2 separate regions of the Mus musculus genome follow, and region 2 is linked to region 1. A link is a loop called in an ENCODE intact Hi-C map of the cell type or tissue named here. Cell type or tissue: heart. All regions are shown on one strand. Links, peaks and the distances in the headings refer to the core of each region. The heading gives the core; the rest is flanking DNA.

Region 1 (15,527 bases), core at 7,528-15,527:
GGCTCAGTGATTAAAAGCACTGGCTGCTCTTCCAGAGGACCGGGTTCAATTCCCAGAACCTACATGGCAACTTATAACTATCTGCAACTCCAATTCCAGGAGATCTGACACACAAACATACATGCAGGCAACATACATAAAATCAGGCTCCTTTCTCTACTAATTCTTTAAAATTAAAGAGAGAGAGAGAGAGAGAGAGAGAGAGAGAGAGAGAGAGAGAGAGAGACTCTGATTTTACTTGTTCAATTGTAGGTTGCAAGGCCATCATTCTAGAGGCTGGACTATGGTTTCATTGGTAAAGTCTTTGCTGTGCAAGTCTGAGGAACCAAGTTTTGATCCCCAGCACTCAGATTCAGTGAGAGACTCTGGGAAAATAAAGTGGAGAGTAACTGAGAAGACACTCAACATTCATCTCTGGTCTGTGCATACAGACAGACAGACACACACACACACACACACACACACACACACACACACACACAGAGAGAGAGAGAGAGAGAGAGAACAGGCACACATCATTACAGGAGCCTTATTCTATATCTGGGAGGAAGGAAGACAACTATAACTACATTAAGAGGCCAAAAGGAATGTGCTCAGGGCTGGAGAGATGGCTTAGCAGATAAGAGTACCGACTGCTCTTCCTGAGGTCCTGAGTTCAAATCTCAGCAACCACATGGTGGCTCACAACCATCTGTAATGGGATCCAATGCCCTCTTCTGGTGTGGTCTGAAGACAGCTACAGTGTACTTATATAAAGTAAAATAAATAAAATCTGAAAAAAAAAAAAAAAAAGAACGTGCTCAGGTAGGCCGGGCTGGGCTGTGTGTCCCCTCTCCCCAGACTGGTTGATGATTATACCCGATTGACAACTTATATTGCTAAATGGCTACATATACTCCATCAGACATAAGCATAAGAGTGGGTGGTCCACGCTGTTCTTTGGATCTTTTATTCATAGTGTGAATGAGAATTCCTGGGAAGAAGCTTTGTCTACAAATGCTGATTGGCAGACTAGAATTTCAGTGACCTTCGAGATTTAGAATGTTGCAAGTCCAGAGCCTGCTACAGTTTATCTTGGGCTACCTTTAACCCACCCAAGAGCCATTCCTTGTGCCCTTCTGTGTTGAACCTTACACCCTGACTACAGATAAAAGTCTTTTGGGATATATTAAAGAAACTCTTAATTTTCCAACCAAAAGGCTAAAAGTCTTGGCTTATAGCCAAGTCTGCTGTGTTTTTTTCTGTAGCCACATACTTAATGTATATACCAGAGTATTTTAAGAGTCTTGATTTATGACTTTCTTTGTTCTGTTATACAAACTTCAAAACCCTGCTTCCATATTGGGATATTGTCTGAGTTAGGGTTTCTATGGCCGTGATGAAATATCATGACCAAAGAGCAAGTTAGGGAGGAAAAGGGGTTGCACTTGGCTTACAGTTCCATAGCACTCTTCATCATTGAGGGAAGTCAGGACAGGAACTCAAACAGGGCAGGAACCTGGAGGCAGAAGCTGATGTAGAAGGTACGAAGGGGGACTGCTTACTGTCTTGCTCCTCATGGCTTGCTCACCCTGCTTTCTTATAGAACCCGGGATGGCACCACCCACAACTGAGAAAATGCCTTACAGCTGGATCTCATGGAGGGATTTCCTCAACTGAGGCTCCTTCTTCACTGACGACTCTAGCTTGTGTCAAGTTGAACTTGGGGCAGCCTAAATCTGTGTTCTGAGCTATGCACAGTCACTCATATTTGGCTCTAGGACGAGCTATCTTTTATTGCTTTTGAAGTGAGAGCTGTGTTTTCGCACTGACAACAGGCTCCCCTGTCGTGTAAAATGCTTATTAAATAATAATGTTTGCACTTGTTGACTTACCTTTTATTATAAGAGTTGAGCTTTTGGTCCTTCTGATGGTGAGGAAAGGTCTCAGCCCTTACCTCCCTGCAACACAGTGGACTCATCTTTTAGCATCTGTTTACTCTCTAGTTCCCAGATTCCTTTGTCACTGTGCTCTGTATCATACGTGGTTTGAGATTGAAGGTTCCATTTCTCAAATTCCTATATCACATAGCAACTTGCAGCTAGATTCAGTAAATAAGAGACTACATTGGTTACTTTTATATTGCTGTGATTAAATACTAAGAATATAGAAAGAAGGGTACATTGGGGCTCAAGTTTCCAGCGGGTTTTGAGAGTTCATTATGGTAGCAGGTGGTAGGTACAATTGAGGGAGAAGATACTGAGCGCTCATATCTTGAACCTCAGCTAGGAAGCTGAGAAAGCAAACTAGAAATGGAGACAATCTTTCAAATTCTCAAAGCCCATCTTCATTTGGTACACTGTGGGACAATGAAAGGCAGCCTGTTTGGTTGAGCGAGGCTTGCTCCGGAGACCCAGTAGAAAACTCTACAAGGGACAGAACAGTGAGCCACGTTCCCAGAGATAGGTGCCGGACACCACAGAGCCCCCAATTCCATTATTCTGTGATTATCAGTCATGCAGACAAAGTCCCAGGCTCCTGGCATTCTAGCTAGACTCCACCCTCATGGTTACCTGCCAATAGCCAGGTATGCTCCTCCCCACAGTTACCCTGCAGCTACAAGATAGCCCAGCCCACTATAAAAGGGGCTGCTTGGCCCCTCCCCTCTCTCTCAAGCTCTCATCTTTCTTACTCTCATCTCTAGCTCTCCTTTTCCCACTCCTTTCCTCCCTTCTCCACACATGGCCATGTCCGGTCTCTCTCTTTCTTTTACCTTCCCTCTTTCTCTCCTCCTTTCTACAATAAAGCTCTAAAACCATAGACTGTCTCTGCTCATCAAGGCCCTCCGTGTTTGAAAGATGGGATAGGCTTTCCCCTAAAGAGCCTCATCTAACCTCCTGCCGGAAGGCCTTCCTCACTCCAGCCACAGACCTGACCAAGGACTCTTGCTCTTGTGGGAATCACCACTTCCTCTCCCCCTGCCCTCTCCTCCCTTCAGCCCTGGGGGGCCGGGGGGGGGGATTTTGTTCTCAGCTCTTCTGTGACATTCAGCGGCGTCTGGGATGTCCAAGACTTAAAACCTGTTATCTCTGGCCTCCGTGAGGCCCCGGGACTGGCCTACCCCCCCCCCCCCGTTCATCCCCCATCCCCATCAGACTGGGTCCATGACTTCCCACAGCCAGACACCCACAAGGCTGAGTGGAAAGCACAAGGCAGTCCTCTGTGTCTGCCTGCCCAGAGCACTCTCGAGGGGTGTGGGTTCTCTTCCACCTCCTTTATTCCCCCACGCCCACTGCCACCAGTACACTTCCTCTAACAAGGTGGCACTTTCTAAGCCTCTCCAATCAGCACCAGCAACTGTGGGTGACATCTCGTTTAAACCACCGTGGAGGCCTTGGTAAGAAACTAGAAAGTATGGTGTTTAAAATGAGAATGCCCCCCCCCCCCCACGCCCTGCAAAATAGATTTGAATACTTGGTCCTGACTTAGTGAAACTATTTGGGAAAGACTAGGAGGTGTGGCCTTGGTGAAGGAGTTGTGCCACCAGGGGTGAGGCTTGAGGTTTCAAAAGTCTAGATCATTCCCAGTTTCCATCCATCCTCCCTCCCTCCCTCCCTCCCTCCCTCCCTCCCTCCCTCCCTCCCTCCTCCCTCTTTCCCTCCCTCCCTCTGTCTCTCTCCCTCTCCCTCTTTCTCTACTTGATGGTCATTAACTCAAGACATGAACTTTCAGCTATTGCTCCAGGGACATACCTACCTACCTGCCATGAGCTCACCCTCTGAAACTGTAAGCAAGCCTCCATAAACTCTTCTATAAACTTGGCCATGTTGACTCTTCGCAACAATTGAGTTATAGCTAAGTCAGAAGTGAGGAAGAGGTCAGAACCAGGCGTGATGGGACAATCTGTGACCTGTGACTCCCACTATCCTCCCTGTTGTCTCCAACCCCTGCTGACCCGATTCTTCTTACCCCATATCTTTTTTGTGTTGTCAGTGGTGGTGGTGGCGGTTGGCTCAGGCTTTGCGCAGGGAGCTGCTATGCACTCATGATTATGATGGTCAGGTCAAAGCCAGGAGACAGCATTGTGTGGCACTCCGGTTCATCCATTAGTCCTTACCGTCTTTGCACTCCATCTCCTGGAACTCTCTGTGTTTTAAAGGGAGTGATACAGATGTTTCCTTGTTTTAAAGGGAGTGATACAGATGTTTCCTTTATGGCTGAGCAGCAACAGTCATTATTCTCAGTACATGACCTTGGCTTTCCTTTTTAAGATGATGGTGAACAAGAGTGTCTTAGGTGTGTATTCCTGTGATGAGACACCATGACCAAGGCAAAGGACAACATTTAATTGGGGCAGCATCCAGGCAGGCATGCTGCAGGAGGAGCTGAGAATTCTACATCTTTATCTGAAGGCTGCTAAGAGACAACTGGCTTCCAGGCAGCTAGGACAAGGGTCTTAAAGGCCACACCTTGTCATTCCCTGGGCCAAGCATATTCAAACCACTACAAAGAGTGACAGAGGTTTGTCTGTGAAACATGAAGCAATACTACCATCTAGTGGTAAAAATTGGAATAGTTTTACAAGCAAAACTTATTTGACAAGCAAAATTCCTAATGGTCTTTGGCAAAAGATAGGTTAAGCTATCGTATTCCCTGCAAAATGAATTAATCTAGTTGCAAACTGGAACCGCCTCATCTGAAGTCATTCATTGTCAACAGAGGTGGGGCAGGTTCTCAGATATTAAGACACTACTTGAGTCTGTTTCTCCTGGAGCTTGTAATTTTTGCCACTAACATGTTTTTCTCTCTGTTCTGGGGGTTCCTGAAAGAGCCTTTTCATGTGAGGTAATCTGTCCATCATGACAATATACACCCAAGCCTACTCTTCCCGCCCCCCCCCCCCCCCCCCGCGTCAGGGTTTCCTGTGTAGCTCTGGTTGTCCTAGAACTAACTCTGTAGACCAGGCTGGCCTCGAACTCAGAAATCTGCCTGCCTCTGCCTCCCAAGTGCTGGGATTAAAGGCATGTGCCACCACCGCCCAGCTACTATTCATTTTTTTAAAATTGTATTTTATTTGCTGGGAGCCTCCTGGCCTGGAGAGGGTAGTGGCAGAGACACAGAGTAGGACTCAGCTGTGGCTTTGAAGTCTGAGGTTCTCCAGACTCTCTAACTACACTGAAATGCTGATGATAACTTCTAAAAAGTCCTAAAGACTTTCTTGCTCTAACTGAGGGTAAAGAGCTGCTGGCTTAGGCAATTAACACCTGTAGCCTAACATTAGGGTATCAAGTAATGCGGCCTTTGTTCTATCTCAGCAGGAACTTCTTGACTAACTTTCAGCCTGCTAGTCGAAGTCACAGGAAGAAAAGGGGACACTTTAAAAAGTGAGATTATAACATTTATTTCTAAGTTGTAAAACATTTTCTATGAAAGCTATCTAAGAAAAGGGGGAGGGGAAGACAAAATGAATGGAAAAAAGGGAATAAGGAAAAATTCTATTCTTCTCTCTAAGAAGTGTTCTGTCCAAAAAGGTCCTCTTTAGCTCAGCGCCTCTGACTCTTCTCTTTTTCCTCAGCACTTAAACATCTTTCAGAATACATGACCACATGTTAAAAAGTTCACCACAAGTTCACACACACACAAAATCAAATCATAAACTGGAATAGACGTTTGCAACAGAGAATGTCTACATGCATATCCACTAGGAGTTATTATCTAGCTAAACATCCATCACCTGTCTCAGCTCCACGGGTTGTGAGTTGAAAACCATAACTAAGTTATCAGTGGAGTTTTGTATAGATAAACCCAGTCAATATTTTACCTTCTGTCCTGACACCTATAGCAAACCATTAGTTCCCTTTTTATGATCTTTGGTTAATTGTTTTACAACCTCTTGGAATGTGCTCTGAGTAGGAGAAAGTCTGGTTACTATCTAAGAGAGATTAACTGGTGACACATGGGAGACTGACAGAGTTCTCATTGCAGTTTTGACTATCAGAAAAGGACCTAATAGCAGTCCCATTATAAAAGAGCTTAATAATCACTGATATAATTTTAGGAATTCTTACAGGATCATCATTAAGACTTAAATCATCTACTTGTCTATATAGCATCACTACAAGACAGTACATCTTTGTAGCTCTGCAGAGATCTGTTCAAAAGGGGTGGGCTAATACCTAGTGATATATATGTTTAATAATAACAGGAAAAGCATATTAATAGCAGGAATCTTTCCTAAAACAAATCCTCTTGGGCCTCTCCTATAGAGCAAATCTGTCGCATATTATAATCTGAAGCAGACCATCTCAGGAAGATCGCCTGCGAGTTATTAGCTCGTTGTATGATGGCTCTTGACATTTATTAGCATATATTGATTACAGATAATAATGGGTTTCACCATGACATTTTCATCCACGTTGATTTTCATACAGGCTGACTACATTTAACCCTCCGCATTTCCCTCCTCTAACTTCCTAACTAGCCTCTCTTCTGTCTCATGAGTCTCTCACTCCTGTGACCCAGTGAGTTCCACTAGGGTTTGTAGAGAGAATATCTCATGAATGCATGGATGTGGCACCTGTCAATAATAAATCTGATGGCTATGGCTAAGGCAGGAAGTAGGAGGAGGGAAATCTGGGAGGAGAGAGAATTCTGGGATAGAGCCATGCAGGAGATCTACCTGGGAAGATGTGAGAAGATGGACACATGTTACCTGAGCACAAGTAACCAGCCATATGGAGCCGGGCGTGGTGGCACACGCCTTTAATCCCAGCACTCAGGAGGCAGAGGCAGGCGGATTTCTGAGTTCGAGGCCAGCCTGGTCTACAGAGTGAGTTCCAGGACAGCCAGGGCTATACAGAGAAACCCTGTCTCGAAAAACCAAAAAAAAAAAAAAACAAAAACAAAAAAACAAAAAACCAAAAAACCAAACCAGCCATATGGCAGAATGTAGATTAAAATGAATGGGTTATTCCAAGTTATGATCTGGTCAGAGAAGAGCCTAGTTATATGGCCAAACTATTTATAAATATATTTTGAGTCTTATTTCTGGGAGCATGGGCTGGGAGGAAGAACCAGACCATAACTTTTACAAGGGTTGCTTACTGGAGTGTGGGTAAGAGCTTCCTCATATGAACACGAGCAATTTGTCAGTGGCTACATCACTAAAGAAAATGTCTTTCCTTTCCCCCAAACAACCATTAGCTACCTATAAATCCTCAGAGAGGGGAAGGGTCCCCTCCCTCTTGTAGCAAGATGTTGATAAGCCCAATCCTCTGTAGGTACTGCAGAGAACCCCAGTTGCTATGAGTTCAAGAGCACTGTGGCCATGCCATGCCCAGGAAGCAGCATTCTACAACACTTCGCCTTATCCTCTGGCTCCGACATTCGTTCCACCTCCTTCATGCAAGTTGTTCCCTGAGCCTTGAGAGGGATAATGCAGGCATCACAGTTATGGGCAAAAACTCAGGAGTCACTATTCTTAGCACTCTGACCAATTCCAAATCTGTATAATCGCCTCTGGTCACAGCAAAAAAGAAGCTCATCTGATAAAGGCTGTCCAATCTACAACAATAGACATGGTTATTTAAAAGGCAATTTGATAGGCACGCCATGCCCACTTAATAAAACAACAGCAGTAGCTTCCTCATGAGAGTCTATGACCTCCCAAATCAGGGACTTTTAAACAAACAAACAAACAAACAAAAACCAACAACAACAAAAACCACCTTACCAGGTTTACAGTACTAAACATGTATTCTCTCATGTTGAACAAGCCTCAATTTCAACCAGAGGGAGGGTGCTCACTTATAACAGACTTGCCACTGTAACACCAGTGCATACCTTTTGTCTAGTTGATCAGTTAATGTGGCACCCAGGGTCCACACTTAATGACAAATCTCTTCCCCTAGCAACCTTTTGGCACAATCATTCAATTTTAACAGAGGAGCCCAAGTCCATCTCGCAGGAAGTGAAAGAACTTATATGATGGCTATCTTAGTCAGGGTTTGTATTCCTGAATAAAACATCATGACCAAGAAGCAAGTTGGAGAGGAAAGGGTTTATTCAGCTTACACTTCCACATTGCTGTTCATCACCAAAGGAAGTCAGGACTGGAACTCAAGCAGGTCAGGAAGCAGGAGCTGATGCAGTGGCCATGGAGGGATGTTACTGGCTTGTTTCCCCTGCCTTGCTCAGCTTGCTGTCTTATAGAACCCAAGACTACTAGCCCAGAGATGGTACCACCCACTGTGAGACCTCCCTCCCCCGACTTAAAGCGTTTCCCCCCAAGCTTGTTTTCCCTGATCTCTAAAAATACAGCCAGAAAGAAGTTCTTTGCTCTCTATAGCCAGCAAAAAGCCTTTTTGTTTTTGAGCCTTACAGCCAGAGATGTGATAATTTTAGGAAGACCTAGCCAGGCGCCTGCCTGGCTCCCTGTGCCAAGGAGATAGACACCAGAGAGGAGCTACAGCTCACTCCCCACCCCCCCACCCCCACCAGAGAAGAGCTGTAGCCAATTCTCCTCCCAACTCCTCCCAATTCCTCACTTTTCCTTTAAAAGCCCCCTACTGTTACCACTGGGGGTCGAACTCCCCTGCCCTGTGTGGTGGAAGGAGTTAGTCCTCTTACAGTTTGCATCAGGTGTGTTTTTCTCTCGAGTCATTGGAGTGTAGGCCAGCTCATCCCGGGACTTGGGCAGAGGCCCAGCTTCAGGGGTCTTACACCACATGGGCTCTCCCACCCTTGATCACTAATTGAGAAAAATGCCTTACAGCTGGACCTCATGGAAGCTTTTCCTCAAGGGAGGCTCCTTTCTCTGTGATAAGTGCAGCCTGTGTCAAGTTGACGCACAAAACCAGCCAGTACAATGGCTAATTTGGGTTGTCAACTTGATGGAATTCTGAAACATGCTGCAAACAAACCTCTGGGCATGTCAGTGAGGGGGTTTCCTAGATTAGGTTAACTGAGGTCGGAAGATCCATTCTAAATGTGGGCAGGACTATCTCATGGGCTGGGCTCCTGCTGTGAATAGAAAGAGCAGGCTAAGCACAAGCATCCATTTCTCCCCATTTCCTGGTGCCACGTGACCAGCCGCTGCTTGCTCCTGCCACCATGCCTTCTCCTAAGGAGATACACTGTATCCCCTTTGAATTTCAAGCCAAGATAAACCCTTCCTTGAGATGCTTTTGTCAGGGTATTTTTGCTGCAGCAAGAAGAAACTCAGTTTGGCCTCATTAATTAGTAATGATAAATAAGAATAAAACCATAGCTGCCACTTGTTAAGCACTTCAGGCTTTCCTCACTTCAGAACAAGAGATTGAAGCTAGGAAAAAATAGGTAAATTGCTGGACGCCACAAAACGCTGAGGACAGTAAGGATATCACTGTTCTCTATGTGGTGGTTTGAATGGGAATGCCCCCCCCCCTCCCATAGACTCATGTGTTTGGATGCTTGGTCCATTGAGAGCTGTACAATTAGGAGGTGTGGCCTACTTGGAGGAAGTGTGTCACTGTGGGGGTGGGCTTTGAGGACTCATATGCTCAAGCTATATCCAGTGTGACACAGTCTCCTTCTGCTGCCTGTGGATCAAGATGTAGAACTCTTGGCTCTTCCAGTCTCCCTGCATACTACCATACTTCCTGCCATGATGATAATGGACTGAACCTCCAAAACTGTAAGCTATTCCCAATTAAGTGTTTTCCCTTATAAGAGTTGCCTTGGTCATGAGGTTGCTTCATAGCAATGAAACTCCAACTAAGACACTATCCTACAGTATCCTTAATTTTTAAAATTTTATTATTGTGTGTGTGGGTGCACACTTGTTATGGCACATGTGTGGCAGTCAGAGGGCAACTTTCAGAGTTGGGTCTCTTCTTCCACTATATCTTCTGGAGACTGAAGTCAGCTTATCATCTTGCATGGCAAGCACTTTTAACTTTGAGCCATCTTAGTGATAGCCACTAATAAATTCGTGGTACTTTCATATTCAGGATATTGTTCCATCATTTTTCTTATTCGATCCGATTTTTGTTTTTTTTTGTTTTGTGTGTGTGTGTGTGTGTGTGTGTGTGTGAGAGAGAGAGAGAGGGGGGGGGTCTATTTAGCCTTGACTGGCTTGAAGCTCACTATGTAGACCAGAATGGCCTCGAACTCAGATCCGCCAGCCTCTGCCTCCTGAGTGCTGGAACTAAACTACCCTTTGGCAACTCAGATGTTTTTGCTTGTTGTTTTTCTAGACAATGTTACTCTGTGTAGCCTTGGCTGTCCTGGAACTTGCTCTATAGTCCAGGCTGGTCTAGAATTCAGAGGTCCTCCCTTTGCCTCCTGAGTGCTGGGATTAAAGGTATGGTGCCAGCACTACCTGGCTCATGTCGGTTTTTAACCTGATGGACTGGGGTCACCTTGGCCTCCCTTTTTATTTATTCATTTGTTTGTTTTACAGGAAGGAGTGAGAAACCACCCTCTCTGAAGACAATTATTCCTCTTACTGTTTCAACTTTTATGGGTGGCCAGTCTGCAGGGGTCTGCCGGCAGCATCCCTTAGAGAGCTCGCACATCAGTTTCAGGTGCATGGATGTGAGTCTATGAATGGGTTTTCATCTTAAAACAGTTTCACGTCATTGTAAACTTTGGTCAAGAAAACATCACACCCTGTAATGCTGAGTTAGCCAGACTCTCCCAGGAGCATACCAGGCGGGCTGTTTCTGTGTAGAAGTCTCAAGCGCCACTTAGCACAAATGAAGTATTTAACGAACGGGAGGCAAGCTACCTTCCATCTAGGATGGTCTCGAAGTCCAAACAAATGACATCTTATTCTGCCAGGATCTGGTTCTTGGTCCTGCACAACACTGGGCAGGCTATTTTGGAACCACCATACATACATCAAGCTGGATTCAGACTTTGCCATCTCAAGGCTGCGCCACCATTGGCAAGCATTCTGCTCGCTTCTGCATGACAGGATCGACAGGATCCTGCCTTACTGGGTTGTTTTAACGGCTTAATGAAATTCTGCACAGACATAGCTCATCACGGGACCCACCGCAGCAGGCGAGGAAAAGGAGCTTTGGCGGGAAAGAAGGGGGTGGGCACAGGGTGGCGGAAGGGGTGAGTGCAAGAGCCGTGCTTGGCCCCGTGGGGACCCAGAATTGCTAACAGGACCTTCCTGGAGTCCTCATGGGGGAAACCGTGCTTCTCCCCAGCAACCGGGGACTTGCACGCTGTCAGTGGGCTGCAGAAGGACTCGCGAGTCCAGATACTTTCCGACTTCCTCGGGACACGCCCCGTCCCGCCCCGGAAGTCGGCTCGGGCGGATTTGGCGCGCTTTTGAAGTCCCGGGAGTTTAGGTCGAGGACACACCCCTCTCCGTGCTGCGAGATGTCCCCGCCGAGCGCTTCCCGGAGGACCCGCGAGGAAGTGGACGCGACGCTGCAGGTTGCCAAGCTGAACGCCACCGAGCTGCTGCCCACGGTGCACTGCCTGAGCTTCAGCTCCGGGACCGGCGGCGCGGCCACCGGCGACTTCTGCCTGCTGGAGCTGGAACCAGCACTGTGCCAGCAGCTGGAGGCCGGGGACAGGTGAGCCGGGATGGTGGGGCTCGGGAGCGCCGATTCCCCGGCCTCAAAGAGGCCGCCTACCCGCCCGGCGTAGCCCGGGGAACTCGGAAGGAGGAACTGGTGCAGAGAGTTGCTTTGATTGGGCCCGTACAGGCCGATGGGCGGGTCCTCAGCTTGCTGTCATCTGTCAGGAGGATTCAGCATTTGCTAGACTGCCTTGTTAGCAGGACTCCAGGGAATTTAGAGCCAGGTGTCAGCGGGGGAGTGTCAAGAAGGAAGCTCCAGGGAGCTTTGGAGGGCTCAGTACTGATGCCAAGTACTCCACAGAAACACTCGTTCAATCTCAGAATGTAGTAGCAGTGCCTGTAGAGAGAGTTCTTGGCTTGCCACTTGGGTTTCTTCTCCTTGAACCGCAGATGGGACAAACGAGACAGAAGTTTAAAGCCTAATGCAGACTGCTGCGTGTAGCCCGGGGGTTGGTTGGGGTCACTTACTGAAGATCTGGATCTGTTTTTAATTCCGGGTCAACTACAAAGTTGCTGCCAAGACCTTGGATTTTAAATCCTAGGCTGAGATCATGTCTTTTATGGCAAGCACAAAGCTGAGTGACTGAACTGCAAGTGGGCAAGGCTCTTACTCTCAGAGCTCCCCCTCAGTGACATACTTCCTCCAGTAAGGCTACACCTCCCAACCCCTCCTCAGATAGGGCTGTGGACTGGGGACTAAGTGTTCAAATGTCTGAGCCTGTGTTTGGGGGCGGGGTCCTCTTTCAAAGCACCACACTCCCAAGGTTTAATTTTAAATCTAGAAGCCACAGGATTTGGGACTTATTTTTTCTTTCTTTCTTTCTTTTTTTTTAGATTTATTTATTTATTATATGTAAGTACACTGTAGCTGTCCTCAGACACCCCAGAAGAGGGCATCAGATCTCTTATGGGTGGTTGGGAGCCACCATGTGGTTGTTGGGATTTGAACTCAGGACTCAGGACCTCTGGAAGAGCAGTCAGTGCTCTTAATCGCTGAGCCATCTCTCTAGTCCCCGATTTGGGAGTTATTTAAAGTGAGCTATCCACTAGAGTCTCAATAAGCCATGTCTTTACCCCCCCCCTCCATTTGCCTGTAGCTTTGTGATTAGAGGAGATAAGGATGAACAGGCTGTGTTGTGCAGTAAAGACAAAACCTACGACCTGAAGATAGCAGACACATCCAACATGCTGCTTTTCATCCCTGGATGCAAAACTCCAGACCAGCTGAAGGAGGAGGAAACACCAAGTGCCATCGTTCACACGGAGGTACCGCTTTGTACCTGAGTCTGGCAGTGGCGGTTTGTGTTCCAAGCTTGCCTTTGGTTAAAAACTTTTTTTTTTCCCCTTTGGTTTTTCGAGACAGGGTTTCTCTGTATAGCCCTGGCTGTCCTGGAACTCACTTTGTAGACCAGGCTGGTCTCAAACTCAGAAATCCACCTGCCTTTGCCTCCCGAGTGCTGGGATTAAAGGCGTGTGTCACCACGACCAGCTGGTCTTTCTCTTAATGTAGTGAGTTTATTAGGTAACTAATTCTTTTTTTTTTTAATTTAATTTATTTTGTAAAAAATGTGTTTGTGTTTGTGTTTGTGTATGTGTGGTGGGGGTGTCTTGCCTGCAGGCAGGTCTGTGAACCATGTGCATGCCCTTGGAGGCCAGAAGAGGGTGTCAGGTCCTCTTTGGAACTGGAGTTACAGATAATTGTTAGCTGCCGGGTATGTGTGTATGTGTGTGTGTGTGTGTGTGTGTGAAACAGGATGTGTGACACATGTAGCCCAGGCTAGCCTTAAACTTGCCATACAGCTGAGGGTGACCCTGAACATCAGAGCATCCTGTTCCCAACCCCACATGCTGGGGTCTCAGGCCTTATGCCCCCATACCTGGTTTATACGGTCGTGCTCAGGGTCAGACCCAGGGCATTGTGGCACGCTGGGCAAGTACTCCAGCATTGAGCCCCCTTTCCATGCTGTTGTGTTTTGAGACCATCTCTCACTGTAGCCCAGGCTGATCTTGAACTTCCTTTCTGAGGGCTAGGACTAGGCAGATCCCCCACTGTGGTTGCTATCTTTGTTTACTTGTTTTGTCTTTTTGAGACAAGGTCTCGCTATGTACCCCAGGCTGGCCTGGAATTCGTTTATAGACCAAGCTGGTCTGGAAATCCACCTCCCTTTATCTCCTGAGTGCTGGGATTAGAAACATGTGCTGCCACGCCAAGCCCTGTTTTTGATTTTTGGAGGTTCTATTTATTTCTATTTTATGCGTATGGATGTCTGGTCTTCGCATATTCTATGTGCCACTGTGCATGCCCGTGCTTGGCACTTCTCTTACTGACTTTATACGTTCACTTGTTCCCATCTGGTTGGTGGAATTGTCATGGAAGCCCGGAAAGGGTCCACGGCTATCTTTTGTGTGTTCTTGAGCAAGGAGCACTCTGTGGAAATGTTTTATCTTTGGAAAGGTCACTGAAGGCTGCATTGTGATTTCTAGATCTTTGGCTTCTCTAATAATTATTGGGAATTAAGAAGATGCAGACCTAAGTTAAAAAAGCTAAAGAGACTTCTAATGGAAAATACCTACGAAGGCCCTGACAGTCAGAAAGAAGAGGATGCAAGCCGCTCAAAAGTAAGAATTGTATTTCCTGGTTTTATTTGAAATTTTAAAATGTAATTAATTTCTTAAAAGTTTAAAATTTGGCAGGGAGACAAGGGGAGGTTAAGAATCTCGCACTGTAGACTTGGCTGGCCCGGAACTCGTAGCTATCCCCCTGCCTCTGCTTCTTCATGTGCTAGGACTGTAGGTGTGTGCCACCATACCTTGTTATCATGGGTGGCAGTCTCACTTCTCTAAAACGTGCATGATAAAGGTTTCAAATATGAAGTGGTCTGGCGAGATAGAAAGCAGCAGGCTGTCCAGGCTGCTGCCATGTAAACGGGCTGGACTTCATGTGACCTCTGAAGGGAAGCAGGAGCCCAGCCTGCTGGTACAGCCCTCTGTAATCCCTGTCTCACAATATTGCCTTGATTGGATTAGAACAGAGGTAAAAAGAAAAACCGAGCAGGGCGGGGCTGCGTTAGGACTTGGACGGGAAACCACTTGGTTCTACTGTGTGCTTCAGGCTCCTTTTATTTATTCTCCAAAACTCAACAAGAAGATTAAGAAAGCTGTTGTTGGGCAGGTGGTGGTGGCACACGCCTTTAATCCCAGCACTTGGGAGGCAGAGGCAGGAGGATTTCTGAGTTCAAGGCCAGCCTAGTCTACAAAGTGAGTTCTAGGATAGCCAGAGCTATACAGAAAAACCCTCTCAGGGAAAAAAAAAAAAAAAAGAAAGAAAGCTGTTGTTCCCAAATCATGAGAATGTGTATCTGTTTTGTTTGTTTCAGTATACAACTGAAGATTTGCTTAATCATATTCAGGCAAGTGAGGAGGAGATAATGGCTCAGTTACAAGTCCTAAATGCCTGTGAGATTGGAGGTAGTGTAACTAGTACCGTTCATAATGGTGGAACTGTAGCATATGCAAGAGAGAGGCTTTGAGCCTCTTCCCCATGGTGCATGCTTGTTTAATTTTCTTTTATCTTCAAAGGTAATGATATTACGAGCAGATGAGTACTTGCTGAGTGTGGGTGAGGCCTTGTATTTGAATCCCAATACACACACATGCACACACACACACACACATGCACACACACACATGCACACACACACATACAACACACACACACATGCACACACACGTACACACTGACAATGTTTGGGATATGGAATCGGTTATAAGATGATCCTTACATGAGGTCAGTCTGTCAGTCTGTGACCAGTGACATCGTAACCGCTCACTACAGGCCTTTCTCTTTAAAGGACCTTGAATATCAAGTAGTCTGATCTTTTCATTTAAATCAGTTTTTAAGTAGGTAAGAAAATCAAGGCCTAGCCAGGGTCTGGGATTGTGCTGATCGAGGGACAGTCATTGCATCGGT
Region 2 (15,527 bases), core at 2,699-10,698, 950 kb before region 1:
GAACAATCCACTCTCCCCCACCTCCTCCTATCACAGGGCCTCTTATTTCCCTTTCCTTGTTCTGTAGACCCATGAAAAGCTACATGCACTAAATCAAACAGAGCAAATGTAGTTTTAATTAAGCCAAAAATCATTAGTCTATTTAGAACAGAAATTAAATTGAGGTTTGAAGGAAGCCTTAAGACTTTAATTAGAATTTTTCATTAATATTCCTTTTATTTATGTGTGTGTGGATTGTTGTTTTTAATTAATATTTTTATTTATTCTTTAAATTTTCATACAGGTAGACAATGTACTTTGTGGTTATATCCACCTATTCCTCCCTCCCTTTTCCTTTATTTTTTTAAAGAGAAAAAGTCTACTCTGGAGACAGAAATAAAGCCCTTCTGTGCTCTCATCTTAAAATGAGCATCCCGGATCCTGGCTTAGTCCAGAATCCTTTTAACCCAATCTCTTCCAAGAGGTTCCTTTCCACAATAATTACATTGGAATAAAGCCTTAACATCCTTGCATTCACAAAGACAGGAGAATCACTGTCACTGTGGCTGGAGACAAAAATCATATTCATTGCACAGTTCTGACTTAGGCAAAACAGACTTTCCAAATGACTCAAAACAAAAGACCTTTCTTTTTCTGCCTTAGTCATCAGAATATCCTGTTCTTGAGTGGCCTTGTTAAGAGAGGTTTTATTGTATAGTGTCTAAGCTTCTAGACCAAACAGACCCAGCAAATTTGCCCCAGGGTCATTGTTGCACTGTAAGTTGGGCAGCAGAAGGCCTGCTTGACCATGGAGGGTCTGACATTATCCATGGTCTAGAATCCTGATATTTGTTCTTTCAAAACAAAACTTTTGGCAAATAAGCCAAGAAACTAAAGTTTTACTCAGTCGACATATTTGAATTTACTGTCTGCAATGTGCCAGGGAAAGGGAAGAGGATTAGATGCAAGGCACATACTCCAGACTGTATGGGAGCTATAGGGAGAGGGAGAAATAAGAGAAGAGAGTTCATATGTGTTGCAAGCTGAAGTCTAGTATTGGACATAGTTTTTAAGTTCTTTGTGCCTCTAATTGATTCACTTCTGAAAGAAGCTAGCAATATGGAAATCGCAAGGTTAATACTAAAACAAGTAGAGTATCTTTACATGTGGTAGGTCCTCCATAATTATTATTAGCTATTTTCCCCAAACAAAAGTTAGACTTTGACTACCAGTCCTTAAATGCAACTGTCTCCCCTCCATGTTCCATATCATTAGCCTGGGAAACCCATAATATGGATACTGCTTATGTTTGAAGAGCAGAGGCCTCAGCACTAAATAGATTTCTCTAAGACACCAGAGTTCCTATGAAGGAAACATCTGACCCAGATCAATTCAACCCTAAAGTAGATTAACATTTAACCTGTTTCTTACATTATTTTCTATGACAGCAGAAATCATGAAGACATATATGTACAACGGAGGGAGAGATGAATTTCAGCAGGAAAGTTCCTGGGGCTACTTCCTGAAGGATCCTGTAGATGAACACACACTCCTGTCAAAATCAAGGCTTCAAAGAGAAAAACTTACTAAGCCAGAACTTCCCCTTCTCTTCGCCACCCACACCCAAGCCACCATGAAGCATCACATGTGAGAACTACATGTGTAACAGCAATGTATGGTACTTTTTCTCTCATTTTTTTTTTCTGCTACCACCCTGAACCAAGGCACATAATTTTGTGCCTGCTTATGTCCCAAAGGCAAGAAGGACATCATCTTGCCAGTCCAATTCCTTCTTTCTGTCATAGTAAAAGTGGGTGTAAAATGCAAATCAGCTCATGGTACTCCTCTGCTTCTCAGATATTCGGTAATTATCTATTGTGTTTGGAATTAAATCTGAATTCCTTTTATTGTGGCCTCTAAATATGCATAGTCTGGTATCTGCTTATTCTTCCATCCTCATCTTATTAACTTCTTCTTCATTATGCCGCAGCCATCAAAACCGCCCTTATTGCTTTCTATCACAACATATTTTTCCCACCTCATGACATAGTGCCTGTCACTTTCTTTGCCCAAGATGCATTACATTTAGGATATGAGAGATTCCTTCTTATTGTGCAGAACTCAAATGTCACCTCCTTAGATAGACTGTTTCTGAAAATTCCATCAAAAATATGGTCCTGTTTATATCAGTTTCAATCTCCCATTCTTCTGCCTGATTTAACCCCTCAAAAGCACAAGTAACAAGACTCTCAATGTTTTTTTTTTTTCCAGCTCTGAACTTATTTACATTTTGGTTAGAATTTCTGTCATTATTGACTAGAATTCTGACTTGAAATATAGAGTTCCACGAGGGAATAAAGACTCTGTCTATATCTCTGATTCTAGTATTAGTATTTTTTTCATCATGGATAATCATGCTACATTTGTTAAAGGGAGGGAAAGAATGAAGGGAAGGAGTGAGAGAAGATAAGAGTCAGGAAGGAGATGTGGGAAAGAAGATTCAGCTGTGTGTTTTTTTTCCCCAGAAAGATGGAACTTTAGCATGTATATGTATATATGTATACGTATATATGTATATGTATATATCAAATGCAGAGAATCAATTCAAGGCTGAAGGAACAGCTCAAATGTTGGGAATGTGTTATCTTGAGATATATGTACTCAAGGTTTATTTTTATTAATGTATTTATTCACTTTACATCTCAATATCAGCCCCTCTCTCCTCCCAGTACCCCTCAGACAGGTCCCCTACTCCCCCCTCCTCTGCTCCTCTAAGAAGAGGGAGCTCCCAGCTATCTCCCCACTCCCAGCACATGAGATCAACTATAGGACTAGGTACATCCTCTAGGCCAGACAAGGCTGCCCAGTTAGGGGAATAGAAGCCACAGGCAGGTAACAATTCAGGGACATCCCCTATTCCATTTGTTGAGGGAGCTACATGCAGACCAAGCTGAACTTCTGCTACATATATGTGTGGAGGAGGCACACTTAGGTTTAGTCCATGCTAGCTCATTGGTTGGTGGTTCAGTCTCTGGGAGTCTCCAAGGGTTCAGGTTAGTTCACTCTGTTGATCTTCCTGTAATCCCCTTTCAGTACCTCAATCCTTCCCCAAATTCTTCCTCTAGACTTCCAGAGCCCCATCTAATGTTTGGCTGTGGGCCTCTGTATCTGTTTCCTTTGGCTGCAGGGTAGAGCCTCTCAGTAGGCAGTTATGCTAACATACTGCCTGCAAGCATAACAGAGTATCATTCATAGTGTCAGGGATTGGTTCTTACCCTTGGGATGGCTCCATAGTTGGGCCAGTCATTGCTTGGCCATTCCCTCCACCTCTGCTCTACTTTTGTCCCCAAACATCTTGTAGGCAGGATACATTTTTGGGTCAAAGATTTTGTGGCTGAGTTGCTGACCTCGTGCCTCCACTGGGAGTTCTGTCTGGCCACAGGAAGTGGCCACTTGAGGATCTATATCCCTATCCTGTAAGATTTATTTTAAGAACAAAAAAAAAAAAGCAAGGCAATATGCCCCCAAAGAAGGTCTAAAGGGAAACCAAGATCATCAGCCATTTGAGAAAGCCATCTAATGTCTCAAGTGTGGGTTCTATGCTAGATCTTTCAGCTCTCCCTATAGCTATATCAAATGATATCATGAAATTCTGTACCTCCAAACAATCACAAGTACTCAGTTCCCCAAATATCAACAGCTCTGATAGAACTCCATAGATCAGCTTAACTCTGAGCAATGTGGCATCAACTTAGGAGGCCCAACTAGGACTTGGAAGATCCATTTCTAAAAACTACACACATGGCCAGGATGTTAATGTTGGATAGAGAGTTGGATAGAGCTCAGCTATAACTGTGAGCTATGGCTTGCTTCCTTTCCATTGTCAGCCTTTCTAAAGGCTGTGCCTAGTTCCAGAATGGTGCTGCTTCAGAGCACAAAGATATTAAAGAGAGTAACAGAGATGCTCGACCACGTAACATTGGAAAGCATATAATGTCCCTTCTGCTCTGTTTTTGCTTGAAGCAGTTACAAACTTCCATCCAGTTTAAAGAGAGTAAATCTATCCCTGGGAGAGAGGAGAGGCTGAGATGGAAGGCTTTGTGCATTCCTCATCCCAGTATTGAGGAGTTACATAGTACCTGCCTTTGTAGACCTGAGGCTATCTTATGACGTTTCTATCTCACATCTCTTCAAAAGGTAAGTTTAATTTTACTTCTTGCATTGATAGATAGATAGATAGATAGATAGATAGATAGATAGATAGATAGATAGATTGATTGATTTTGACTGATTCGGGGAAGATGTGTTGTGGTATTGCTGTCACCTGTGCAGAAGATTAAAACCAACATGCTGCAAGGATCTGTTTTCTCCTTCTATTATTTGGGTTCCAAAGACCCAACTCAAGTTGTCTGGATCAATGAGAACCAATGGATCCTCCAGCCCATACTTGTGCTCTGCTGATATCACATTGATCAGAGTTAAACTGCCTCTGCTGAGCTCAGTCCAGGTTATTGACTTCTGAGAAAACTGAGTGATTGTTTTAAGCCTTTAGCTGCTGAGTGGTATTTTAATGAAGGAGCTAAGGTATTATGCAACTGAGAATATAAATCTTAAGTAATATGACGAAGCTAGCCAGAAAAAGAAAAGGAGGAAAGAGGGAAAGGAGGGTTGAGGGAATGAGAGATACAATGGGAAAGGAGAGGAGAAAGGGTCTACGGAAGAATGACTCAGAAACCAGAAATGTCATTTCCAAATTATATGCTTTCTGATAATTACAGAATATAAATACAATGATTATTGAGAGATAAAGAGGAAACAGAAGGCAGGGATAGATTAAATAAATATATTTTATATATTTGGATTGCACCTTGAATTTGGCAATATAAGCAGTAAGTTATTCCTTTAGTTCTGAAGCCATGAACGTGGAAGTATCTTCTGGTTTAGAACTTCTCACAAGGCTACAGTCAAGATGCTGCCTGTGACAAGAACTTTAGCATTGGAGTTTTAGAAATGGGCTGGGTATGAAGAAATTTAGACAAGGCATTAGACAAGACCCATGAACCAAAGGGAACATGCATGGACAGACCCCACTGTGCCTTAAATAAAGGGAGAATTGGATTTTTCTGACTTGGTTGATAAATAGGTGATCTTCATCTTGCCTGAGGACTTCAGAGACCAAAGAGCATGAGGGTTGGGTAGAACTTGAAGGATTGTTTGTGGAAGATTAAGCTGCTACAACTAGGGGGAAAGGTAAAAGTTTCACTCCAACCGATAATTAGCAAAAAGTGAAAGATCCTGGCAGAATGTAAAAGGACACAGAAGCCCTGAAATTGGCAAGATAGACGTCAGTGTTAGCAGAACTAGCTTCACTGATTTAGAAAAATAGAGGTGCACAGTGCTCTGGCCACTCCTTGAACCTGTATGTCTGCCAATGTTCTGACCAGGTGTGTGCCCATTGCTGCACCTTCATTAGACTCTTTCCTTGTACCCCTCCCATACCCATTTCTTGAGAATAGACATTGTTTAGATCTGGAAATCCCCTAATCTCCCCCTTCTCCTTTCCCCCCTGAGGGCCTATAAAAACTGGGAACTCTTTCCCCTCGAGGATGACTCCTCTACCCCTGAGTGGGATATGAGTCGTCCCCAGAGCTCTGGCTTTCCCCGAATAAAGCCTCATGTGGTTTGCAACAAGCTCGGTCTGTCGTGAGTTCTTGGGTGTCCGCTATTGTCCTGAGGCCTGAGCGAGGGGCTCCTCCCGGAGTCTTTCATTTGGGGGCTCGTCCGGGATTGGCGTGACCACCCACGTCTCCGAAGACCCACTTGGAGGTGAAATTTTTTGTCCAAAAATATTTCTCTAAGCTGGCTAGGTTCTGTGCTGAAATTTGCAGCCGCGATGTTTCGTGAGAAACAGAGACCTTTGCCTCGGGATGAGGCACTGAGTGTGAACAGCAGACGTGCTGAAATCACCGGCTGCTGCTCGCTCTGGGGGACGCCCTGAGCGAGGGGAAGGACTCTAGGAGTCCATCTGAGGCGGGGAGTGTACTCCCTCAACCATCTGTATTTCTGAAGCCCTGAGCGAGGGGAAGGACTCTAGGAGTCCGTCTGAGGCGGGGAGTGTACTCCCTCGACCGTCTGCATTTCTGAGTTGGTTTTGTCTGTTTGATGGAAAACAGGCATCTGTCAGTGTGTATTTGTTTTTTGTGTCTGTTTTCAGGCATTTGTCAGTGTGTATTTGTTTTTTGTGTCTGTTTTCAGGTATTTGTCAGTGTGTGTATGTGTGTTTTCTGTGTTTGTTTTGTGTTTTCCGTGGTACTGGACGGACTGTAACGACCCCCCTAAGTTTGACTTTAGACCACTGGACTGAAGTTAGATCAAGGGCCCATAATCTTTCAGTAGAAATTAAGAAGGGACCTTGGCAGACTTTCTGCGCCTCCGAGTGGCCGACTTTTAATGTAAAATGGTCACTGGAAGGGACTTTTGGTTTACTCTTATCTTTGAAGTTAAAGCCATTGTTTTTCAGAGTGGACCTGGGTCCCACCTGGATCAACAGCCTTACCTCATTCAGAATTCACCGCCATAAATCAAACCATGGGTTCCCCCACGCCTCTCAGAGCCCTACCCCGGCTGCTCCCATGCACTTGAGTGGGTCAGCACAGTGCCCTCGCTTTCTGCCCTAAGAAGCAGTCCCTGCACCCGGCTCTGAGATTGCTAAAGGCACAGTCTGAGGACGGAGTACCTACAGCTGGGACCCGGAGCCGACAAGCCCAGAGTCCCCCAGCAGATGAAGCTCCTGACACCACTTCTGCCTTTTCCTTTGCGAGCTGTGGGTAACCCGCCCACAGACAGGCAGTTTCTGCAGACCCTCAAATATTGGCCTTTTTCATCGGCTGATCTGTACAATTGGAACGCTGGGTTCCCTCTGGACCGGCCAGATTAGAACTACAACACGGCGCAAGGTAAGGAGAGGTTGACAGTTTACTGGCCGGGCTCTAGTCTAAAGGGAGCGATGAGACGCCCCACCAATTTGGCTAAGGTAAGAGAAGTGATGCAGGGCCTTACAGAGCCCCCATCTGTTTTTTTAGAAAGATTGATAGAAGCTTATAGATACTATACTTCTTTTAACCCGACCTCTGAGGGTTAACAAGCCGCGGTTGCTATGGCTTTTAAAGATTACATGCCATGGCTTTACAAGATTTAGTTAAGGAAGCAGAGAAGGTGTATCCCAAGAGAGAAACAGAGGGAGAATACAAGAGAGGAATTAGCAGGATTTTGGCCACAGTAGTAGGGGAACGTGAAGGAAGGAACAGGCCAGAGAACAGACAGGGTACTTGGGCAACAAGGAACCCAGACCTGAAAGAAGATCTGTCCAGAAGATTTTAGAGAAGGACCAATGTGCCTATTGCAAGGAAAAAGGACATTGGGCATGAGAATGCCCAAAGAAAAAGGGAAGGGCCCCTAAGGTCCTGACTCTGAAAGATGATAAATAGGGGAGACGGGGCTCAGGCCCCCTCCCCGAGCCTAGGGTAACCCTGATGGTGAAAGAGACTCCCATGGACTTTTTAATTGACACAGGGGCAGAACATTCTGTGTTGAAACATCCACTGAGAAAATTAAAAAATAAAAGAACCATAGTGATTGGAGCCACTGGTCAGAAACAATACCCCTGGACCACTGCATGCACTGTAGATCTGGGGAAAGGCCAAGTGAGTCATTCCTTCTTGGTCATTCCTGAGTGTCCCACACCGCTTCTAGGAAGAGATCTTCTGACTAAATTAAAGGCCCAGATCAGATTTACCTAAGAAGGGCCGAGAGTAACTTGAGAATCTCCCACCTCCGTAGTCTTAGCCCTGCAGCTTGAGGAAGAATACCGATTGCATGAAGGCATAAAGCAAACAGAGGTGCCAGACCTAAAAGACTGGTTGACTGCTTTCCCTAGAGCATGGGCAGAGACTGCAGGCATGGGAATGGCTGTCAGAGTTCCCCCTGTGGTTGTGGGACTGAAGACGGATGCAACCCCTATAGGAGTACAACAATATCCAATGAGCCGTAAAACAAGAGATGGAATCAGGCCACATATTCAGAGACTATTACAATTAGGTATTTTGGTACCTTGCCAGTCATCCTGGAATACTCCTTTACTGTCGGTAAAGAAACCTGGCACGAGTGACTACTGACCAGTCCAAGACCTGAGAGAGGTCAATAAGAGGGTCCAAGATATTCACCCAACTGTTCCTAATCCCTATAACCTCCTCAGCTCACTCCCTCCGGAGCGAAAATGGTATACAGTACTTGATTTAAAAGATGCTTTCTTTTGCCTGAAGTTACATCCCTCCAGCCAGCCCATATTCATCTTTGAGTGGAGAGATCCTGACACTGGACAAACAGGACAATTGACCTGGATGTGGTTACCCCAGGAGTTCAAAAACTCCCCCACCCTTTTTGATGAGGCTCTACATCGAGATTTAGCCTCCTTCTGAGCTGAAAACTCCCAGGTAACTCTGCTTCAATATGTTGCTCCTTGCTGCAACCACGGAAGAAAATGCTGGCAGGGGACCAAGAGATTGCTAGCAGAACTGGGTGAGTTGGGTTACCAGGCCTCTGCTAAAAAAGCCCAGCTATGTCAGATAGAAGTGGTCTACCTGAGATATACCCTCCGGGATGGAAAACGGTGGCTGACAGAGGCTAGAAAAAGGACTGTGACTCAAATACCAACTCCGGCTACTCCAAGACAGGTGAGAGAATTCTTGGGCAACGCTGGGTTCTGCAGACTTTGGATACCTGGGTTTGCAACACTGGCCGCCCCCCTGTACCCCCTGACCAAGGAAGGTGGAAAATTTAGATGGACATCAGAACATCAGAAAGCCTTTAAAAATATTAAGGAGGCCCTGCTGACTGCGCCAGCCTTGGCATCGCCAGATCTAACCAAGTCCTTCATCCTCTATGTTGATGAGAGGACAGGGGTGGCCAGAGGAGTTCTTACTCAGGCTCTAGGGTCGTGGGAGAGGCCGGTGGCATATTTGTCTAAGAAGCTGGACCCAGTGGCCAGCGGATGGCCCACACGTTTAAAGGCCGTTGCTACAGTAGCCCTACTCGTTAAGGATGCTGACAAATTAACTCTGGGACAGCAAATAACTGTGGTAGCCCCCCACTCTCTTGAAAGCATTATCCGTCAGCCCTCAGACCGATGGATGACAAATGCCTGGATGACTCACTACCAGAGGCTGCTGCTGACTGAACGGGTCGTGTTTGCTCCTCCTGCTATTCTCAATACTGCCTGCAAAGTGATCTACGTGACCAGCCGTGGCCAGGTGTTCCAAACTGGTACACAGACGGAAGCAGTTTCCTAGTAGAAGTTTTTGTAGATACCTTTTTGAGATGGGTGGAGGCCTACCCAACAAAAAAGAAACTGCCAATGTTGTGGTTAAGAAAATCCAAAAGAAATTTTTCCTCGGTTTGGAATACCTAAGGTAATAGGGTCTGACAATGAACCCACCTTTGTTGCCCAGGTAAGTCAGGGACTGGCCATCCAACTGGGGATTGATTAGAAATTACATTGTGTTTATAGACCCCAGAGTTCAGGCTAGGTAGAAAGAAAAAAAAAACTTGACTAAATTAATCTTAGAGACCGGCGGGAATGACTGGACAGCCCTCCTTCCCTTTTCTTTGTTCCGTGTTAGGAACACACCAGGAAAATTTAAGCTTACTCCATATGAAATCCTGTATGGTGGGGGGGGGGGCTCCCCCGCTCACTGAAGTAAAGGGAGTGTTAGATCCTTTAAAATTTAACCCTGGTCCTTCATTGTTTACATGCATAAAAGCCCTAGAAGTGGTCAGAAACACCGCCTGAGAGCAGCTCAAAGAGGCCTACGAACCAGGAGACTTGATGATACCACACCAGTTCCAGGTGGGAGATGCAGGTCTCGTCTGACAACATCGAGCTGAGAATCTGAAACCTTGTTAAAAAGGCTCTTGCATAGTGCTACTGACCACCCCCACTGCTGTCAAAGAAGAAGGCATCTATTCATGGCTTTCACGTAAAGCGAGCTCCTGAAAAATAAACCCCCTTAGTTGACCACTCTCATTTCTACTCTAATAGACCCTCTAATAATTTTGCTCTTACTGCTGACGGGTGGCCCACTAATTCTTAATAATCTAATGACCTTTGTTAGAGAGAGGATTGGTGCTGTCCAGCTGTTAGTATTAAGACAACAATACCAGTCTCTGCAGAACCTTGAAAAAGAGGTTGCAGTTTAGTTCTAAGATTAGAACTAGTAACTAGAAGAAGTGGGGAATGAAAGATCCTGGCAGAATGTAAAAGGACACAGAAGCCCTGAAATTGGCAAGATAGATGTCAGTGTTAGCAGAACTAGCTTCACTGATTTAGAAAAATAGAGGTGCACAATGCTCTGGCCACTCCTTGAACCTGTGTGTCTGCCAATGTTCTGACCAGGTGTGTGCCCATTGCTGCACCTTCATTAGACTCTTTCCTTGTACCCCTCCCATACCCATTTCTTGAGAATAGACATTGTTTAGATCTGGAAATCCCCTAATCTCCCCCTTCTCCTTTCCCCCCTGAGGGCCTATAAAAACTGGGAACTCTTTCCCCTCGAGGATGACTCCTCTACCCCTGAGTGGGATATGAGTCGTCCCCAGAGCTCTGGCTTTCCCCGAATAAAGCCTCATGTGGTTTGCAACAAGCTCGGTCTGTCGTGAGTTCTTGGGTGTCCGCTATTGTCCTGAGGCCTGAGCGAGGGGCTCCTCCCGGAGTCTTTCAAAAGGATTCCCGAGTCTTTGAAACATAAACAAGCAGTTGTTATCATAACACCTCTGAATGTGTTGGCTCCAGCCAAGCTAGTGAGAAACTAACCAGCAGTGTCCTCCAAAGTTATGGGAGTTTTAACTCAACTGAAAGTAACTAAAACTATGTTAATTTACATCTTCCTTATAATACCATCATTTATCTCTCCTAAGCTATTGCATGTAGGTCTCACTGAGTTCCTTCTGAAGTGAGCTACCGACCCCATAGTTGAGTATTCTCATGAAATGCTGACTGACTTCCACTAGAATAGGTGACCCAAGATAGAAAACAAGAAGAAACCCATAAATCTTTTAATTACATAGTGATGGAAATCACATACTGCCAGTTCTGTTGTATGCTATTCATTGACACTATGCTCAGGGGATTTTGAGGAATTTGTGAACATGTTTGAACAAAACATAGATCGTAAGCTTCAAACAAATGATCAGCAGGGACTACAGGGGAGGAATGACCTGGTTAGATGAATCTACTGTGGTGCTTATGAACTGAGATCAGAAGAACCATGAACAAGCCAGGAGAGGAAATAAACCTGTGCCAGGTCACACTCACGTGGAGATAGAAGAAGAGATGGGTTTAAGACACAGGAGGAGAGGAACATGTGGTTATGATGAATCAAAAACCATTCAGGTTAGCGAAGACATGCCTCCAGTACTTAACAGTTCTTGGCATTGAGAACAGTATTTTCAAGTAGACAATATCCACTCTACTTCTGTGACTTCTCAAGTTACTGAACAGTTACAAAAATTCAAGGTGAGTAGCAGTAATGGTGTCAGCACAAATGGCTTCATTGGAGTGTCGATAATTCCCTAGGGCCTCTGAGACAAACAATTGAGCCTGGTGGCTTGCAGTTATGGGCATTTATTTTCACACAGTTCTGGAAGCTGGCAGTTTGTATCCAGGGTCACATATCTGTTTAAGGTTCCAGAGAAAAACCTTTTCAATGTACTTTCCAGCTTCAGAAAAATGTCTTGTGGGTTACATTACCCTAACTTCTGACTTCCTCTTCACATAGTTTTTTTCTCAACATTCCTGTCCTCTGTGTAGCACTTTCATGAATGCTTGCCATTGGATGGAAGATCCTTCTAGATAAATTAGGATATTCTCTTTAGTTATGCTTAACTATATTTATAAAAGCTCTTCTGAAATTATAAAATATTCATGAATCTTAGGGTTTGGGATATGAATATAAACTGCAGAATGAATACTGTTAAGACCCTACTGGCAGAGGTCAAAAATAACTTAGAGATTCAAATGGCAGGAATTTAACCAACAGTAAAACAAAGCTTTGCCCAAGTGGTGACAAAGTACCATTTTCCCTAAGACAATCTTCTACTTATGTACAGATAAGAGTATCTAATCAATCCTCTTAAAGAATCTAGCATCAGCTCTATCAGTTGTGGTTCATGGGCTGGAAGGTGAAAATGTATCCAACAAGTCTCGACTGGAAAGCCTGCTTGGGCGAATGCACCGTTTTTGTGATACCAGCAGCCAAAAGCAGCTTTGTGCCAAGATACAAACATGCAAAGCCCTTGTTGAAACAGGATCTCATGTTTATCTCTTTATATGTTTATCACTCGCTCTCATGGAGAGGTGTTCTCCCTGCTATTCCATTCACATGAGGTCCATGTGTGTTCATTTCCAGCTCCAGAACTATGTCTCGCCAAGGCATAGTCTACGGAGCATATGTACAAAGTAGCCCTTTCAGGGCTAGAGAGATGGCTCCATGCACTGTTCTTCCAAAGGTCTTGAATTTGACTCTCATTACCCACATGGTAGCTCACACTGTCTGATGCTGTCTTCTGGTATGCAGATATGCATGCAAAGTATTTATATACAGAAATACATAAATAAATCTAAAACCTGCAGTACTTTAGTGCCTTTTGGACCCTCTACAGCATGCTTATTCTTCCCTGAAAAGGAGACCTTCACGTCTATTCTGTTAGGACATGAAAAAGAAGAAAGCTGACTGAGAGCACGATGGATAAGTCTCATTTACTCGAGACCCTTCTCCTTTCTGCTCCACGGTGCAAGCTTATGACTTTAACAGGCTCTCCCCTCAAATAGCTTCAAGTTGTGTATGACAAACAGTGAACCCTTGAGGAAATTGGAGGGTGGAAAAGAGGAAGGGAACCTCACCCTATACTTCGCAGTAGGCCAATTATTCCCAAAGCTGGCCACATCTTCTAATGGGTCTCAGCACCTTCCTGATAGCTCTCTCTATAGACTTCTCTGGCTTCCAGGAAACAGCCCATCAACTTAGCCTTATGACTCATGCTGCTGACCAGGGCTATTTTACTATCTCTGACAGCTATTCTAAATAACCTGAATGACTGTGCATGTTGTCTAACAGTCCTAGTTCATTTCCCTTGATTTTTTTTTCCTAATCTGGATGGGCTATCTGCTTTTTGAAAGGATTCAGATGAGTAGAACACAAATTCTTTCCCAATCTTGACTAGATGCTTAGTGTTGGCAACGACAAGGGCTGTGCAGATGAGACCTTTTCCAGCCACATCATAGATGAGGCGACTGAAATCTATACAGGTGGCCCCAGCATAAACAGCAGCAGTAAGAAAGGAACCAGGACTCAAGTCAGATTTGTCCACCTTCAAAACTCTTAGATTTTCTGTTACTTCATGTGAATGCAAAAGGGATATCTGTAATAAAAGCTAGAGAAACAAGAAGACTGGATGCTTTGCTCAAAGTGGAATTGTATACAGCTACTGTTAGGCTCAGTTTTTTCTGTAAGAGGGGAGAGGGACCTGCCCAGAAGCCACATTTGAAATGTAATTTATGTCTCTTGTAGCCTCCTAATGAAGGAGATTTTTGGTAATGACCAAAGGCTTCTTGACCACCATCCATCCCAGATGGGCTAGTCTGTCTGTCTGTCTGTCTGTCTGTCTCCTGTGTAGTGTCCCAGTGTCGTCATTCTATCTTCTCCACCATCTCAAGGTTTTTCTCCCAAATTCTCTGCTTCCTGGTTCCTTTTCTCTCTCTCTCTCTCTCTCTCTCTCTCTCTCTCTCTCTCTCTCTCTCTTCCTTGTTTTCTTACTCTCTGCCTTTCCCTGTAAAACAATCTCTTGTTTTGGTTTGGTTTTATAGACTTGATTTGGACTTCTGTTTTCTCATTTAATTCACAACTTTAAAGATTCTGATGGCTTCTTAAGTAGCATCAACATCTCCTATGGATGTCAGAAGTTTGGATAACATTTGCAAATATTTGTCAATGGATTTTCTTTTCTGGTACATGATAGAGATTTTTACTCAGTTATCCAGGGGAAACAATAAGTTTAGATGAACCTCTGTACTAAGGATAAAATATACATTATTAGTACCTGGAGCAAAAGAAGGGTATTAGGAAAAAGATGGAAGGATTGTTAAATTCTTATCATTTCCTTTCCTCTAACTTCTCAAAAGGCTCTAATACAAATTTTGCCTGAATTTAATTGCTTGGAACTATGGACACATTTTCTTGTGAAAGTGGTATCAGACACCAAAGTTTTCTTCGTTATACATAGTGTTTGTATTTGAAATTATAGTTACCAACTAATAGTGATTGAAACACAAGTGACAATGACTTTTGTTCAATGGTAATTGGATACACTGAGGTAGTTTTATAAGATTATAAAACCCAGTGTTGTCACGGTTGCATAGGTCTTGTGGAAATACATTCTAAAATGTTTGCATAATGATGAAGTCATCTAACCATGAATGTATCTGAACTCATCCTATTGTTAAGATGCATGGATTTATTTCCTTATCAGTGAGATCCTCCTTTCTGTATTCCCTAGTCTCTGCAAAGTAGACCCATATCCATATTAAAAGCCCCCAAGCAGTTCTGTCTACCAGAAAGTGATGTCTAGGACAACTATACCTCACAGCTTTCCTTAGACACAGTCATTGGTAGAATCCAGTAAATTGTAGGACCAGTCAGTATTCATGCCAAGCTATTCACAGTATGCAGTTAAGAGACTTAACAGTTAGGAACTGAAGGCAATTCTCTTGAAGCATTCTCTGGGAAAGCAAAAATATAAGAGAGTGTCTATCTCTGGACCTTGAGAAACAAGCCCTCACAGGAGGAGCCTTACACAATGATACTAACTCATTCCAACTCTATCTACAGTTCATAGAGGTGACAAAGGGTTTTCTGTTTGGTTGGCTCCTTGTTTGGTTTGGAGGCTTTCCGGAATAACATGAATCAAAACCAGAAAGAGATCATTTGTTCTACTCCTAATGACCTGTAGGATAGAGGGTAGGGTCACAAAGTGAAGAGAACAATCATTTTCCGGTTACTGTTGAGGGCAACATCATTGAGTTAACAACTTATCCCATGTCTGACACTGAGATTGAAAGAATCTTTATATGATAAATGCCTGGCCTTTCCACTCCAACCCTCTTAGTGTTATCTATGGGTGACATGCAGCCTATTAATTAAAATTCTCAGAGCTTGACACAACACCTGGTACACACACACACATGTATTAAATAAAGTGTCTTTTTTATTTCAAAGCTCATGAGTGTTCAGCTCCTGCTGGCCTATAAACTAGAAAACAAAACCCAAACACCTGTTTCCCTTAGATTTTGAGATGTCTGCTCAGAGGTGTATTGACATCAGGATAGGATTTCTTCCTTTATAAAGTGAGCCCCTGCCATCCATATATATTGTCATTCTTTGATACTACAGAGTGCTGGCCGATTTGAAATTCAAACCACAGTTCCTGAAAGTAACCCC

Evidence for each region. Peaks named below come from ENCODE experiments on the same cell type or tissue, not always from the same donor. Only the 100,000 strongest peaks of a DNase experiment are listed, where the experiment ranks them.
Region 2: it touches region 1 in a loop (7-fold over the local background); 14 of 42 quality-filtered maps call a loop at or near these places.

The regions. Positions count from the first base shown.
Region 1 is chr15:55,086,251-55,101,777 of GRCm38, reverse strand. It overlaps Dscc1 (DNA replication and sister chromatid cohesion 1), which reads left to right and starts at 11,287. Exons shown (of 9, transcript NM_183089.3): 1 at 11,287-11,552; 2 at 12,655-12,823; 3 at 14,042-14,176; 4 at 14,935-15,025. The coding sequence starts at 11,353. It overlaps Gm41325 (a long non-coding RNA gene), which reads right to left. Exons shown (of 4, transcript XR_003951651.1): 3 at 3,949-4,125; 4 at 3,758-3,834. It overlaps Gm9920 (predicted gene 9920), which reads left to right. Exons shown (of 5, transcript NR_045093.1): 5 at 1,586-1,861. In heart, for the core only: no CTCF peak of the experiment used is centred there; DNase peaks (open chromatin) are centred at 11,307 and 11,677; H3K4me3 peaks cover 1,777 bases; H3K27ac peaks cover 1,243 bases.
Region 2 is chr15:56,027,787-56,043,313 of GRCm38, reverse strand. No RefSeq gene overlaps it. Among named protein-coding and RNA genes, the nearest start is that of Gm46516, 110 kb to the right of the region's middle. In heart, for the core only: no CTCF peak of the experiment used is centred there; no DNase peak of the experiment used is centred there.